Regions from separate parts of the Homo sapiens genome. Here region 2 is linked to region 1. The links are chromatin loops, found by intact Hi-C in ENCODE. Cell type or tissue: HCT116. All regions are shown on one strand. Each heading gives the region's core, and the rest is flanking DNA. Links, peaks and the distances in the headings are about the cores only. Region 1 overlaps SMIM12 (small integral membrane protein 12). Region 2 has its middle 12 kb from the start of GJB5.

Region 1 (8,332 bases), core at 254-8,253:
TAACTTCTCTAGTCACACAGCTAGATTACAGAGTTAGGCTTCAAACCCAGGTCAACATTTCAACCGTTATATTATATGGTAAATCTAGACAGAGATGGGTGGTATGCTGTTTTGGATAATGATCTAGAATTTAGGGGGAAATTCTGAACTAGAGATATACATTTGAGAGTCATCGCCACTGGGGTGGGTGAAGCCACAGATGAGGCTAAGACTGTCCAGCAAGAAAACAGGCAAGAATGAAGCTGGAAAAGCACTCACATTAGAACAGGAGGGAGCAGGGGCAGGAGAGCTGGAAAAGGAAACTGAGATGTGGTGATGTCAAGGGAGAATCCCATGAAGAGAATGTTGTGTACTGCAAAAAGCGAGAATATGACCAGTATATAAGATCTGCAATTACAAAGGCTTTGAACCAAAATGCCTTGACCACTGTATTGGTGGAGGCAGAGAGCAAGCAGTAAAGAGCAACAAAGGGCACAGGGATGGGGTTGGGAGCCTCGAGGAGTTTGGATTAAAAAAAGATTACCTTGGCCGGGCACGGTGGCTCACACCTATAATCCCAGCACTTTGGGAGGCCAAGGCGGGCAGATCACGAGGTCAGGAGATCGAGACCATCCTGGCTAACGTGGTGAAACCCCGTCTCTACTAAAAAAGTACAAAAAATTAGCCAGGCATGGTGGCGGACGCCTGTAGTCCCAGCTACTCGGGAGGCTGAGGCAGGAGAATGGTGTGAACCCAGGAGGCGGAGCTTACAGTGAGCTGAGATCCTGTCACTGCACTCCAGCCTGGGTGACAAAGCGAGACTCCGTCTCAAAAAAAAAAAAAAAAAAAAAAAAAAAAAAAATTACCTTGAAGTGTTGCAGACTCTGTTGCATCCACAACCCATGAAGGAAGAGGGCCGGGCGAGATGGTTATGCAAATTACTCCAGCTGCACTTAGCAGCTTAGGCTCAGAGAAGGAGAAACGGAATTGCAGCAGGGGTTGGAAGTGAAGAAACTGGGCAGTGAGAGAGGGAATAAGGGCCCTAAGGACTTTGGATTCTTCTACATGGAAAAGGTGCCCTTGCTGGGGCGCTAGTAAAGATTTTTTTAAATCTGAATAATTAGAAGGGCCCATTAGGCATTTTTTAACAAAAAACAAAGCCAGAGTTTACTTTTGTATTATGTAAAAAGGATCTGATTAACACATAATTGATGTTAACAAGTTTAATTCAAAAAGAATAAACTGTTTTTTAAGTACCAGAGGCACTGCTGGAACAGGATGAAAACTGATACACCGGTTACTAATTACTCTTCACTCTTCAAACTGATTCCCCTAAAGACTTCTACTTAGCAAATACTATAAAATACGCTCTGTACAGGAAAGAAATAATAGCACATGTATTTGTATTTTATTATTCAGACTGGCTGCCATCCCAACTAGATAAAGGAGGTTTTACTGGGCTGTAATATCTAGCACTTGCATGTTTTCAGAGCACTCTAAACTGGTTGTCTCACTCTTTTCACACGATCAGCAGGGAACACGTTCCCCATTTTGCAGGGAAACCAAGGCCAGTAGAGGTGAAGCGGCATACCCCAGGTCATCACTCAGATCGCTTGCCTCCAAGTCCAAGGCTCTTTCCCCTCCCAATTCTCCTGATCTGTGACCTCCTGGGCATTCTGGCCAATCTGCTTCCCTCTGACTTTGCAGACTGCACTGATGGAACTACCACTAAGGCAGGTGTGGAGCCTGCAATCTCCTGACCAGCTTGTGCTTCTTGGTTCTTATGCAAGCCAGTTCTCTCTGTGAAATATTTCTAAGCAGCCCTCAACCACCAGGTCTATGAGGGTCCCTGTTGTCCCTCAGCCAAGGCTGCTCTCTCCCCTAGATCCCCACCTCACCAGGGTCACAAGGATACACACAACTATTGCAGGAAACATAGGTTCTTCCTGCAATACAATTAAAGCTGCTAACATTTACTGAGTACCTACTGGTTGTTGTGAGGATGAGGTAATGTATGTAAAGTTTTAGCACAGTCTGTGACAATGTATATAAAGTTCTTAGCGTACTATGCTAAGAACCTTACATAATTACCTCATCCTCACAACAACCCAACAAAAATTCTTACCCCTATTTTACAGGTGAGGATATTGAGGTTCAGAAGGGCTAAGTGACTTGCCCAAGGTCATCCAGTTAATTGTTAAGGCAGTATTCATAACTCGAGCCTGTCAGACTCTAGAATCCACTTTATTTTTCCTCTGCTACACTGCCCTGGCTCCCTACCCTACAAGTGCTTAGAGATCTAAAGCAAAGTAGAAAAGGAAAAGTGAGCAAGACGGAGGGGCTTTTACATTTTCACTGCCTGGCTCCCAACCCAGACTCTGGCAAGGCTAATTCCATGATGTTTCACTCAGCGGCAGTCCCACCAGCCTGGAGCCCTGGGGAGCTGACCAGAGTCAAAAGGCTCCCTGGCAGGCTTGTTCTGGCAGCTGCCCAGCCGACTTGTGCTAACACAGCAACAGGCACAGGAAAGAGTCTAGAAAGAGTGGAAAAGCACCAGACACTGAACCGCTGCAGGGAGAGAAGTGATTCCTGCCGTGCTCGGAGAGGACCCTATACTAAAGCCACCACCATCATTGGGCTGGGAAGAGACGGGGGTAAGCGGGGAGCAAAAAGCCCCAAGCACATCCACTCACTCATGTGTTTCAGTGAACTGTGACTGGAAGGCCAGTCAAAAAGAGGGTCACATGCCTCCAAGGTGAATCAGCAAGCATGGAAGAAAACCGGTCTGCACCTTGGTTCATCCCAGCAACCCTGACCTGTCTATACCCACGTCCACATAAACCTTGCTATCTAATGTCACCCGAGCAGAGGCAAGAGCACATATACTATCTTACAGCCACCGCAACGGCTGATTTCAGCCAGCCTGTGGGAAAGAAAGATCTAGCTGAGAACACTAATAGACTTGCTAGAGGAAGAATTCAGTGACAAAGTGCCCTTGGAAAGGAAAGAAAAGAATTTAAAAGGGGGCACAATCAAAGTGAGACTGGAAGAAGGGAGCCACCTGGATTCCCAAAGATAGGGCTCTCTCGACCAGACACCAAGTGGAGGCCAACGGGTGGTGACAGGGATATTTTAAAAGATCTGAAAATCCAAAAATGTCCATGGGAAATGTGTTTGCTATTATTTCTGTAGGCTTTCCATCCTCACATTTTTCTTAGGTTATTAAGCTGCCTTTGTACAGGATGCCCAAAAGTGTTTTGAGGGAAACCAATTCTGGGATCTAATATTTGTAACAAGTTGTTAGATCGCCAAAAAAAAAAAAAAAAAAAAAACCATAATTATAGGTGTCATCAGAAGGAGGAGGCAGTTTGAGAGGTCACAAATTGGCAGCCACTGGGTCAAATTAACCCCACGGGTATGATAGCATGCTTAGAATTTTGTATAATGAATTATCAACACTTGAAAATCAGAAGGTTACACACACCAAAAAACCCTGAATTTCTAGCATCTCTTCATTTTTTTTTTTTTACCCCCTCTGGAGCTCTTAGAACATCTTTTAGAAAAATTCAAAAATCTGGTACCACTGGATGAGCAGCAGATTGGAAGGTGAGTCACCACTGCCCCCTTTCGGCAGGTCTATACTTTCTGCCAGCGTGGTGGCTCATTTGTCACCTGACCTCTGTCAGCACTAGTGTTTGGTTTAGCCCAGGGAAGTGACTGCAGGCTTGGTAATGCCCAGGACTGCCATAGGGTGGCAGCACTGGTGTGCCGATAAGGCCTGCTCATCAGCCAGAACCTGCAGCCAGAACCAGAAATCTCCTTACTTGGTAGCTGACAGTCTCTTCCCAAGTTCCATCCGATTTGTTCCCTGGGAAGCAACAGCAGCTCATTTCCGCATTCCCACTAGGCCTCAGGGAGCCTTAGAAGAAGCCAACGACTCAACCTGCTCCCTCCTCTCAGGCCACCACCAGGTCCTGGAAGGCACCTCCAGCTGGCACCTCTTCACAGCTGGCCCCTCTAACTGTTCAGGAACTCCACCCTCACCCACCTGTGGACACCATCAGGCCTCACGAGAGAGAACCTAAGAAGCAGGGCCAATACCCACTCCCTTTTAGAGGCAGATCAATTCATCAAATGCTCACTACTGCCCTGTGCTGACTTTAGTTAAACATCAGTAGGCTTCAAGAGGCAACAGCTTCTTATGCTTCTTCCTGCTCTCTGCTTTTACTCCCCTCACAGCCTTACCAGCAACGTCTTCAGTGGTAAGATTTAGTAGAAACTCCTAGAGCCCTTTTGGAAAGACATTTGGTGTTATGCATGAGATCCTCAAAACTGCTCATTTATCCCATTTCATCCAAAATGACATTTACTATTTTTACTGTTTATTCCAAAACGCAGGAAAAGCTTCATATAAGATATTCGTTGCAGTATCTAAACGAGTGACCAACCAGAAACAATTCAAATGTCCAGCAATATGGAAATTGTCCAGGATAAACTTATGTCATACTCCCACTTGATAGACAATTATGTTGCTATTATAAACAACTACAGCCAGGCACGGTGGCTCACGCCTGTAATCCCAGCACTTTAGGAGGCCAAGGCAGGCAGATCACAAGGTCAGAAGTTTGAGACCAGCCTGACCAACATGGTGAAACCCTGTCTCTACTAAAAATACAAAAATTAGCCAGGCGTAGCGGCGCACACCTGTAATCCCAGCTACTCAGGAGGCTGAGGCAGGAGAATCGCTTGAACCCAAGAGGTGGAGGTTGCAGTGAACCAAGATCGCGCCACTGCACTCCAGCCTGGGCAATACAGCGAGACTCCATATTTAAAACAACAACAACAACAACAACAAAAAAAAACTACAGACTGCCAGGCACGGTGCCTCACACCTGTAATCCCAGCACTTTGGGAGGCCGAGGCAGATGGGATCGCTTGAGGTCAGGAGTTCGAGACCAGCCTGGCCAAGATGGTGAAACCCCTGTCTTTACTAAAAACACAAAAACTAGCCAGGCACGATGGCGCACGCCTGTAATCCCAGCTACTTAGGAAGCTGAGGTAGGAGAATCGCTTGAACCCAGGAGGCAGAAGTTGCAGTCAGCCAAGATCACGCCACTGCACTCCAGCCCGGGTGACAGAATGAGAGTCCATCTCCAAAAAAAAAGAAAAAAGAAACTACAGGCCAAGGCCGGAGGATCACTTGAGCCCAGGAGTTTGAGACTAGCCTGGGCAACATAGTGAGACCTGGTTCTACAAAAAAATAAAAAAATTAGCTGGGCATGGTGGCATACTCCTGTAGTCCCATCTACTTGAGGAGCTGAAGTGAGAGGATCACTTGAGCCCAGGAGGTCAAGGTTGCACTGAGCCGTAATTGTACTGCACTCCAGCCTGTGTGACAGAGTGAGACCCTGTCTCCAAAAAACCAATTATGATGACCATGTAAAATGGGAAAATGATAATAGTGAGAAAAGTATATAAAATTAAATGTACAGTAATGATAACTATCTCTAAAACCTATGCAGAGAATTAGTAAAAGACAACAAAATGTTAACGGTTGTTATTAACGAGCTGGGAACATGGGTGACCTTTTTAAAATCCCTACCAAATTTTCTTGAATGTGCGTATATACTTTTATAGGGAAAGGCGTCTATGTGTGTGTATGTGAGGTCTACCTCCATTTAGACTTGAAGGTGCTGCAGCCAATTGTAATAATGGTAAAAAGGTTCCTGGGAATCTGTGCCTCCAGGGTTCAGTGCAACCGCACTAGTAAAGCAGTTTCCAGGGCTCCTTGGCACCCTTTAATACCAATGTTATCCTGCTCTAAAATGCCTGTACTTGCCTAACTCCTAAGAAGACCCCCAAATACCACCTGGATGATAAGATTCGATCATTATGGTTCTCAGATACCACTTTAATCAGGTTTTTCACTATACAGTGATGGGGGTAGAAGATGGTGACTGTTTTCAAGCAAATTCACGAGGCACATGTTCGTCCCTGCCCCAAAGTGAACAGTCTGGGCTTCCCAGAACAGAAAAGTGCTTTCCTTCCTGGGGGAATCCCATTCCTGAGCTGACAAGACAGATTTCAGTAAGAATGAGCACAAAGGATAGGGCAAAATAGTGAAGGGAGCCAGGTGCATATTTGAATTCTTTCCAGTGCAGACTGGAACTAGACATGCAGGTATCCCTCCTAAAGGCAACGCCCAAATCCCAGCCATTCCCACTAGAGGCCAAACCGCCTGCCCACAGAGATTGACAGCCAATGTTCATCTCATAACTCTCCTCCCAGCAGTGCACCAGTAAACTCAGATGCCTGAGTGCTTGTGGCCACCACACAACAGATGCGGCCTTCCTCTTCACTGGCCCCTCGGCTGCTGCTGGGTCTGCCTGGCCATCAAGGAGCAGCCAGTATTTGTGTGGCTGTGTGGTGTGGGAAGGGCCAGAATAAGCAACAAAGCCAATTAGATGTGGGTTCTGGGGCTCTGTCAACATGGTAGCAGGACAAGTCACCACCCACAGTAGGACCATAGGGCCCTGTGTCCTCCATTAATTCTTCTCTGGGCGGTTTCTGTTCAGCACAGCTTTCGGGGCAAATTCTAGCTTGTCCTTAAGGCTCACCACCTGCGTGTGGTCCTTGCCTAGAAGCTCATCCAGCTTGCGATCCTCCCGGCGCTCTGAGATGCTCTTTTCCTCCTCCACGGGCTGGGGGTCCTTTCCCCTGATGAACCATTCCAGGTGGTAACCCACAGCCCCGACCACGAAGGCAACAGGGAATGTGACATAAGGAGCATAGGTACGAACCACGGTCCAAAACACAGGCCACATGACATCTGCGGAAAAGCACAAGGCAGCATTAGAGAACCCAGCATCATCTCCCACCAAATAAGAGCAACCCACTAGAGCTCTCCACTTACCAGGCAGCCTGGCACAATTTTTTTTTTTTTTTGAGACGGAGTCTTGCTCTGTCGCCCAGGCTGGAGTGCAGTGGCACGATCTCAGCTCACCGCACCCTCCACCTCCCAGGTTCAAGCAATTATCTGCCTCAGCCTCCCAAGTAGCTGGGATTACAGCTAATTTCTGTATTTTTTTAGTAGAGACAGGGTTTCACCATGTTGGTCAGGCTGGTCTTGAACTCCTGACCTCGTGATTCACCCACCTCAGCCTCCCAAAGTGCTGGAATTACAGGCGTGAGCCACCACACCTGGCCAGCCTGGCACAATTTACTGAGCACCCACCCCCGTGCAGAGCAATGCGAGAGGTGGATCCCTGAAATAATCTAGGAAATTTCAAAAGATTCCATTGTTAGGGAAGAAGGAAGGATCTCCATTTTACGGACCGTACTCTTTGACAAGTGTGCACCAATATATGACAATGTTCCCCACAAGGGGACCTCTGAGCCTTACCTAATAGAGCTTCAAGCCTATTGTTGACCCCAGGACCTAGTCTGCCAACATTTCAAGAAGGGAAAAAGATGCCTTTCTCTGCTCTATGAAATTTCTCCATGAGCACAGCCGGCCACCTTTTCCCCATGAAACACAATCTACGATGAATCTCCTGGTTTCACAATATGAAAAGTCGTTCCTTTTCCTCATGTAAAGCATAAGGAGCATATTTAAACAGTCAAATACATAATGCATTACCTAATTATTCTGGATTTTAGGTAAATAGATAATGGTTTTATCCTGTTCTGAACCTGGCTTTTCTAACAATGGAACAAACCTATACTTTACAAATCTGCTGACTAAACCATTTTCAAAATATCCTATCTTGGCTAAAGACGGTGGCTCACACCTGTAATTCCAGAACTTTGGGAGGCTTGTAATCCCCATTACTCAGGAGGCTGAGGCAGGAGAATCACTTGAACCTGGGAGGCGGAGGTTGCAGTGAGCTAAGATCAAGCCACTGCACTCCAGCCTGGGCGGCAGAACGAAACTCCGTCTCAAGAAAAAAAAAAAAATCCTATCTTCAACCAAACCCATACCTTCATATTTACATAAAAAGCTCCTGAAAATATCACAAATCATTATACATACTCTGGATACCGCAGAACCTGAAGATTTTCTGTGAAAAATCACTGTACAAGCCCGGGGGGTGGGGTGGGGTGGGGTGGGGCGGGGAGCGGAGTGGAATGGCCTCAGGGCCTCCTGAATTGAAGTAGGGCAATACCAAAGTAATGTAAAAACACACAAATTGGATCACTCTAATGGCCAATTCCATCTCAAATGATTATTACCATTATCAATTATCAAAGATCATTCACAGTTATAATAACACAGCTACCATTTATTGAGCACTTACATGCCAGGCCTTGGGCTAGGTGCTTCATATACACTCACTCTCTTAATCCTCATGTC
Region 2 (8,332 bases), core at 28-8,027, 110 kb before region 1:
GTCTGTCTGTCGTTGGGTCAGCCTACCACTCTGTTTCCCGAGGTCATTCTCTGAGCTGGGGTGAGGGGCCAGGAAGATGTCACTCTCTCTGTCCCTTAGGTGTCTCCTCCCTGGGTCTATACTGGGGTCCTTGTCTCCCCCAGCTCTGCTGATGTGTGTCCGGGTCTCTCGCCTCCTCGGTGCCTCCTCTGACTAGAGGGTGTCTGTGGGTTGCTTGACGGCCCGCCTTTCCTCTGGGCCTGCTGCTCTCTGGCTCTGGGTATGTGTGGGCCGAGGTGGTGTGTAGCTGACTTCTCTGTGGGCCTCTAAGTCAGTGGTTCTCAAAGTGTAGTCCAGGGGGCCAGTAGTGTCACCTGGGAATTTGTCAGAAGTGCACATTCCCAGCCCCACCCTAGACCTACCAAATCGGATGCCCTGGGGTTGGGGACCTGGCAATCTGTATTTTAACACCCCTCCCCCAACCCCCGGGGCTTCTGGTGCAGCTCAAGTTTAAGCACCAAGTCAATCTCTTTCTGGATCTTCCTTGCGGGGAAGGAGGGGTGTTCCTCGCTCTAGGCCTGGCTTGTCCGCCCCTTCGTCATTCTCCCAGTAGGTCTGCATCTGTCTGTCACCCCCAAAGCCACTGGACAGAAAGCAGCTGCATCCCAGTGGGCACTTGGCTCATGCCCTGCGCCTGATAGCTGGGACCCAGACAAAGAGCAAACAAGCCAGGCAGAGGAGAAAAGCCCAGTGAGAGGCACAAAGGCAGCTTGTGGACTGACCACAAAGCCTGGGGCAGACTGTGGTGGATTAATCGGGAAACAGGAACCTCTTCCTCTGCTGGAGACAATCACAAGGCTGTGTTCAGATCACCTCTGGCAGGGATTCTCCTGGCTGCACACGGAATCACCTGGGGCTCTGTCAAAGCATCCTAGATGCTGGGGATGCACTCCCAGAGACTCTGCTTCAGATAGTTGAGCTGAAGCCCAGACATCAGTATTTTTTAAAACACTACCCAGGTGATCTGAACGTACAGAGAACAGATACCTAATGGAACCATCACAACCCCCTTCAAGATGGTGATCAGGATTCTCCTTGTGCCAATGGAACAAATGAGGCTCAGAGAGGGAAAGACTTGACCAAAGTCACATCACTAAAAATGGCAGAGCTGGGATTTGAACCCGGATCTGTCAGGCTCCAGGCCCACATCTTTGACTCCACCTCGAGCTGTACATTTTGCACATAATAGTGTCATTCTCCACGGCCCGTTCGCTGCTGGTCTCCCTGGATGGCCGTGGGTTGCCCCTTCAGCCAACCCAATGACATCCCCCCCACCTACTTTCCCACCTCCCCGGTACTCTCCAGCCGTGATGCCCGCGGCCTGGGACAGCCAGCCCCTCTGAAGTGGCTGACCTGTTACAGCACCCCCACTCTCTCACTCTTCCGAAAGGATTTTTGTTATTTCGTTACCAGGAAGGTTTCCTTCCTGATACCCCCTAGAAAGCCTCCCTGCATCCCCACTCCTCCACAAAAACACTCTTCTCCTCCAGGCCCCTGCCCCTGGAGTCTGGCCAGACGACTTCTCGGTATATAAAGCAGGCGTTTGCTTTCTCTCCAAGTGCAGTCAGCGCCCAGGCTCTAGAGCCACAGCGCCAACAACAGCGCAATTGCCTAACAGCAGTTTCTCAGCCTCTCCCATGGAGGTGCCCTAACCCACAGGAGTGACCTCATCCCTGCAGGAGCCTGCACTGCAGGTCAGTCTGGCCCCTCTTAAGCTCAAAATGTCTTTGAAGCCTCCTATTTTCTCTTTAAAAGTCAAGTGAACTTTTTGTTGTACTCCATAATGTGTCAGGGTTTGTTTCAATGCCTATTGATTGAATTTTGACAAGGAACATGTATTACTTTTGTAATGTAAAATATTCTATTAATAAGTAAATAGAATGCTTCTAATTCCTTGCCATCAAGTAAAATTGATGATCCAGAGACATGCCAGGTTTACTCTGTGGCTTTATGAATTCCCAACACATAGGGCATCCCCAGGGGCATCCATAATGCGTTTATTCTTTCTTTCCTTCACCCATTCAACAAATATTTTTAGAGTGCCTGCAGTATCCCAGGCCTGGGGCTAGAGCCTGGGACTATAATCATGAGTAAAACAGACATGCTTCCGGTCTCCAGGGAGCTTCCAGTCTATTCAGGGGGTCAAGATGTTAACACACACACACACACACACACACACACACACACTCTCTCTCTCTCTCTCTCTCTCTCTCTCCAAGTAAAAGTATAATAAGCTGTAATAAATACACTGCAGGAAAAGCAAAGGACGCTCTGAGCAAGAATAATGGGTGCACTAAAATTGTTTCCAAGGAAGTGACATTTAAACTGAGACATCAAGATGACTAGGAGTTGGCCAGGTAAAAGGGAGCAGTGAGAGAATGCTGCAGATGCCAGGAACAGCCGGTGGGAAGGGGAAGAGGGGCACAAGCCCAAACCTTCCTGGCGGCTCAGGGATGAGTCCTTCACCATCTGCAGCAAGAGTTTTGAGGAGCAGTCCCCCTTATGAACCCTGGGAGGCAGCCAGGCCCTCTGCTAGACCCAGCCCAACTATAGTCTCTGGGCCAAACCTTCCTGGCGGCTCAGGGATGAGTCCTTCACCACCTACAGCAAAGGTTTAGAGGAGCAGTCCACCTTAGGATCCCTGGGAGGCAGCGAGGCCCTCTGCTAGACCCAGCCCAACTGTAGTCTCTGGGCACAAGTTCAACTGTGATCACACAGCCAGCTTCCAGCTCAGTACCAACCTGGAGGACCTGGAGGACCTGGAGGACCTGGAGCCAGGTGGGGTGAAGGCCAGCAGGCAGCAGGCACAAAGGCTGGCGAGGCCTGTGGATTCAGCCCCAAGTTGGAAAGTGTAGGACTCCAGTCAACTCCAGGTCAGGGCCAAGACCAGGCCAATCCTCTAGGGCTTCCTCACACTGTCCCTGATGTCTGATGACAGCACCTTTGGAGCACATGGCATGAGAGAACAGCCTTTAGGAATTAGAGGGCCAGCTGCCCTTCTGAGCCCAGCTCTGGTCAGAGACTCCACCACGGTCAAGTCCAACACCTCACTTTGTGCTCAGTTGTGGGTCCCTGGCCCCTGTTCCTGACTCACTTTCTAGCAAGCCAGTCCATCTAGGGTGGAGGGCTGCTCCCCTTCTACCTGCTGTCACCCCCGTGAAGGGAATCCTAGCCTTGAACCCAGGCCTATCTGGGCTGGGGGCCCTGTGTCCTGAACCCTCTGCCACCACTGCAATAGTGTGCTCATTCTGGGGTTCAGCACTGCCCCCCTGCACTCAGCCCAGCTCTCCCCATGTCCCAGCGAGGGGGTACCCACCATCCACCTCATTGTCTCACTGGTTCTTCTCTGACCCCTCTCCCACCTGAGCCTTGAAGCAGCTTCTTGTCTGGGCTTTCTGCTTCCCGATAGCCAGAGGTATCTTTCTGCAAACACAAATCAGGGACTTCAGTGAACTTTCCATGGCTCTTAGGGTAAAGTCCAACTCCTTCATTGAAGTCGACAAGTTCCAGGCCCCCATTCCACCGCCACCTCTCTGCTTTCATCTTCTGGGAAGATTTGTAAAGGAGGAAAGGACACTAGGAGAAGGCTCAGGGGAGAGTGGAAGGAACAATTCAGAAGGAGCACAGACTGGAACACCCCAAACTTGTGACCTCCACCCCACCCAGCAGCTTCTGCCCCTACAGGAGCAGGAGCTGGTCGCTGGTGGCTGGTCGCTGGCAGCACAGAACGGCTCTGAGGGCGGAGGCTGCAGGAGCCCGGGCGCTGCCGCCAAGCCTGGGCCTCTGCTGCCCCCCAGCGGCTGAATGGAGCAGCCCGGGCAGGTGAGCTAGTCTTGCAGCGACCAGCAGCCAAGTGTGTCTCCCCAGGACTCAGCAATCCCCTAACACCTCGGCAAGTGAGCAAAGTCCACAGTCAAGGGTGTGGCCAAAAGCAAAGTCCTCCGTTCAGCGGTCAGCATCAGCGTCCAGCCTAATGGGTCCTGAACACACTCCTGTTAGGCATCTGCCATAATGCATTGTAATTTTCCTGTTGCTACATGTGTAGCAACTAGACCCCACTAGATCCTATAATCTGGGGTCTGCGCTCACAAGGTAATTCCATGCCTTCTGGTCATCCAGCCTCTCCAGGCTTCTCACTCCCTTACTGCTCTACTCTGCTCTTCCCTGCCAAACCTCCTTCCCAATCCCCTGAGCCTCGGAAACCATCCCAGGCCAACAAACCCCAAGCGGAGAGCTTCAGCCTCTCCACACACTCCCCTTCCACCACCAGTTTGAAGTGACTGCAGGTTCTCCCACCACCACCACCAAAGCTCATTCATTCACTCATTCCTGCATTCACCAAATACTTACTGAGAGCCTCATGGGTGCTGGGCTTTACGCTAGACCCTAGAACAAAGGCAGAGAACAGACTGATGAGGTCCGCTCCCACAAAGGAGCTTACCTTCCAGCTGGGGCAGACAAACAATTTGAATCAATGAACAAGGTAATCTCCGATGGCGATAAGTTGAGTGATGTGTTATAGGGGACTTGGAGGGTGGCAACAAGAGTCAAAGTTAGGTGACCTAGGGAAGGCCTGTCTGAAGCCAAGTATAATGGTTTTTGAATATGTCCGTCCACTGCCTTCAAAAAGTGGAGACTAATTTCCCTTCCCCTACATCCCTTATGTGCAAGCTGTATTTAATGACTCACAAGAAGAATGTGGCAGAAGTAATGATATTTGACCATGGATGACTTCCAAGATACGGCATAAAAGGATTCCGCCCTACTTTCCCCTCTCTCACTCTAGGGGAAGCAGCTGTCATATCATGAGGACACTCAAGTCAACCCATTGAGAGGCCCACAGCGGGGAACTGAGGCCTTCTGCCAGCAACCATGTGAGTGCACCATCATGGAAATGGACCATCCAGCCTCGGTCAAGCCTTCAGGTGACTGCAGCCACTTGAGTGACCCCGAGCCAGAACTAGCTGGCTAAGCCACTCAGGGCCAATTTGTCCGCTAAACACAGGAGGCACCATGCCTTGGGCCCACAAGACATTTAGGACCAGTGAAAATGTTTTTCACTTCTTTTAAAATTAGGAGAAAGAAGGAACTTTTAGGTCAAAGAAAATGTTTTTAATATATAACATTAATATATTTATCTTTATACCAACACAATCATGAAATGTGATTTTTCAAATATTCTTTGAAAAGGGAAGAGGCCATAAAAGGCAAAAGTGCCTAGGTCCCATAAACATCATCATGTGGTCCTGAAGCTGCTCCAGAATTCCTGACCAACAGAAACTTGGAGATAATAAATACTTGTGATTGTAAGCTATTAAATTTGGGGGTGATTTGTTATAGCTTTGTATCCTGGCTTTGTGAATATTTTAGGGCGGAGCATAAGCACTGCAGACAGGGAAGAGCAGGTGCAAAGAAGTCATCTTGACATGCTCAAAATGAACAGAAAAAGAGTTATTTAACTACTTTAAGCCTTCATCTTCTTGCCTGGAAGATGGGCCGATGATCATCACACCTCATTGTGTAGCTGTTGGGATTAAATGAACCGTATCTGGCACAAAGTAAGCACTCTGTCCCGTGCTGGTGTCCCCTCTCTCCAGCAGGTGCGGGGTCCCAAGGAGGTTGTGTTCTGGTTGTCAGCAGACTCCGGAAGCTTCTGACGCAGGCCTCTTCATTCTCATCTATCTTCATTTGCATTAATAGCACATAGGTAGCACTTGCCATGAGCTAGAGATGTTTCTAGGAGCTTTGTAGGTGTGCACATGTGCAACGTCTTATTGTTTGCTAGGATAACTCAGCCTCCTCTTGGCCTTTCTTCCCCATCCCACGTCTTGCCTGGGCCCCATACCTGAAGGCCTGAGCCATCCTAGCACCAGAGCCCTCAGGCTTCTTGGGCCTGTGATCTGCACCAGTGTGCCCAGCAGCTGGAGGTGGGTGGCGGGGGTTGGGGGTACAGAGAGACTTCTAGGCAGGATTCTGAGGTGGGAGAAGTAGGTGTTCCACAGAGCAGGATTGGAGGAGCTCAGGCTTTGCAGCTCTGCCCACAAGATCTGCCTTCCTTTCCCAGCACCCACTCGCTCATTCACCCAGATGCTGTCAGAATCTTCTGTAATCCTGGAAGATTCCTGATTGAGAGGCAAAGTCCTTACTTTCCCCCTAAAAGCCTATCATTTGCACACACATTTACCTGTGTTCTGCTGAGGTAGGGAAGAGCCCTCCCTCACCACTGTCAGGGCATAAGAGACAAAGCAAGGCCATAGCCCAAGGGCTCAGGCACGGCAGTTGGGGACAGAGGGGGCATTACTTCTCCACGTGCACGCACACACGTGCACACACACACACAGACACACAACTTGAAGCCTGAAGCCTGAACTCTCCCCTTCCTTAGGAAGTCTTTTACCCAGATTCACAGACAGGTTAGGAGCATCAGGATGAGCAGTCCCTGGGCTGGCTGGGTGTAGGAGGTGTGTCCATCACTCCCTGCCCTACTCACTGCCCCTGCCAAGTAGACACACTGTGATCTATGATGGCAGCAATAATAATGGCAAAAAGCGGTGGTAGCAGACTGCGTCCTCTGGGCCGGGGCTCTGCATGCATTCATTCACACAGCATCATGTATTCAGTCTTCACATGGGGAAGATAGCACTGTTACCTCCAAGGATGAGTCAAGAGCACAGAAAAGTGAAGTCACTTGCCCAGGGTCACACAGGGAGAAAGTGGAATTTAAATCTAAGCAATCCATCTGCAGAGCCGGGGCTCATGGCACTGAACCATACTGTCCTACTTGTCTTGCCCATCCAGGTCACAGACACCTGGACCCAAGGGCGGCCAATCCTCAGGAGGAGGAGCTGGGCCAATCAGTCACTCCTTCAGCTAGACTGGGAGCAGCGAGCGCAGGGGCCAGGAAGAGAAGCTGAGCTTCACCATGGAGTAGAGCAGACAGAATAGCCTTGGGGACCAGGTGTAAGAGAGGACAGAGCAACCATGCAGAGAAGAGCCAAGCCGAGATGCCCAAGAAGCTCCTGGGAGATGGGCCAGAGCCCCTCTCAGTCCTGCTGGCTCCCAAGCTGCAGGCTGCCAGAAACCTGCTGGTCCAGTGGCTCCTGCCCTGAGAGACATAGAAGTCCTGCCATACCTACAGTGTGTCCCCTTCATGGGGCAAGCTTTAAAAGGTCTCCCATCCTGGCTATCAGAAGGGTTCTGGTCAGAACATACTGTGTGACCTTGGGCAAGTTACTTAACCTCTCTGTGCCTCAGACTCCTCCAGGAGATGGGATTTTGTGAGAATTCAAACTGACGCTGTATATGAAGCAGCTTAGGAGACTACCAGCACATAACAGATGTGAAGTAAGTTGTAGATATTTCCGGTGCTTACCCCTGGCATCCTCACCCTCCTAGTGGATTGAATCTTAAGTGCGCACAGCGTAGACTCAGGTTGAGGCCCTGGTGACATGGCCAGTGGGGACCTAAGTGAATGATACTGACCCGAATGGCTTAACTCGAGTGCCACGGGGCCCTCGTATGCCTGAGCTAAATGAGAACACTGTCGTGGGGGCCTGCATCAATATTCTGCACCCCAGTTCCCCTCTGGGGCCTGGCCTCTCCCCTCATTAGCCCCCTTCCCTGCCCCCAACCAACAGCTGGAATCTGCTGTTGGTTGTGGGGTTTTTATAATAAACTTTTTATTTTGGAAGAATCTAAAAACTACAAAGATAGTACAAATAGCTCCTGTATACTGATAACATCTCACATAGCCGTGGCACATCTATAGAACTAAGAGACTACCATTGGCACAGTAACTATAAACCAAACTCCAGGTGAATCCGGAAGCATGCTAGAGAGGCATACTGCTGGGGGTGCGGAGGGGCGGGACGCAGAGGCGCCCTTAGTTCCAACAGACGAGGGAGGGGCCCCATGCCAGCTGACTGGAAGGATCCGTCACACCTGCTCCCTTTTCCTCCCTCACATCTACGAAAGTCACTGCTCTTCCCTAGGTCTCCACCTTCACTCAGACCGGAAGCAGCTCTGATGCAGGGTTTGTGTGCTGAAGTCCTGTTTCCAGGGGCCTTCTCAGTGAGGGAGAAGGTCCACCATATGTAACAAATCTGCATATTGTGCACATGTACCCTAAAACTTAAAGTATAATTAAAAAAAAAAAAGAGCATGCTCTCTGGACACAGACAAACAGAGGCCAAATCCCAGCTTTGCTGCTGTGTGACTCTGAGCAGGTGACTTAACCTCTCTGAACTTCAACTTCCCTGCTCTTTCCCTCCATCTCTGCTTCAGACCCTGCATC

What was found. Peaks named below come from ENCODE experiments on the same cell type or tissue, not always from the same donor. Only the 100,000 strongest peaks of a DNase experiment are listed, where the experiment ranks them.
Region 2: a loop joins it to region 1, with 6 times the contacts of the local background. A loop is called at or near these places in 3 of 110 quality-filtered maps.

Annotation. Positions count from the first base shown.
Region 1 is chr1:34,849,175-34,857,506 of GRCh38, forward strand. SMIM12 (small integral membrane protein 12) reads right to left here. Exons shown (of 2, transcript NM_138428.6): 2 at 1,188-6,808. The coding sequence starts at 6,803. The coding sequence ends at 6,525. Among named protein-coding and RNA genes, the nearest start is that of SMIM12, 6.4 kb to the right of the region's middle. RefSeq lists enhancers at 3,823-4,052, 4,477-5,347. In HCT116, for the core only: a CTCF peak has its summit at 3,677; a DNase peak (open chromatin) is centred at 3,677; H3K27ac peaks cover 653 bases.
Region 2 is chr1:34,739,025-34,747,356 of GRCh38, forward strand. No RefSeq gene overlaps it. Among named protein-coding and RNA genes, the nearest start is that of GJB5, 12 kb to the right of the region's middle. In HCT116, for the core only: CTCF peaks have their summits at 3,842 (motif pointing left) and 7,415; a DNase peak (open chromatin) is centred at 3,847.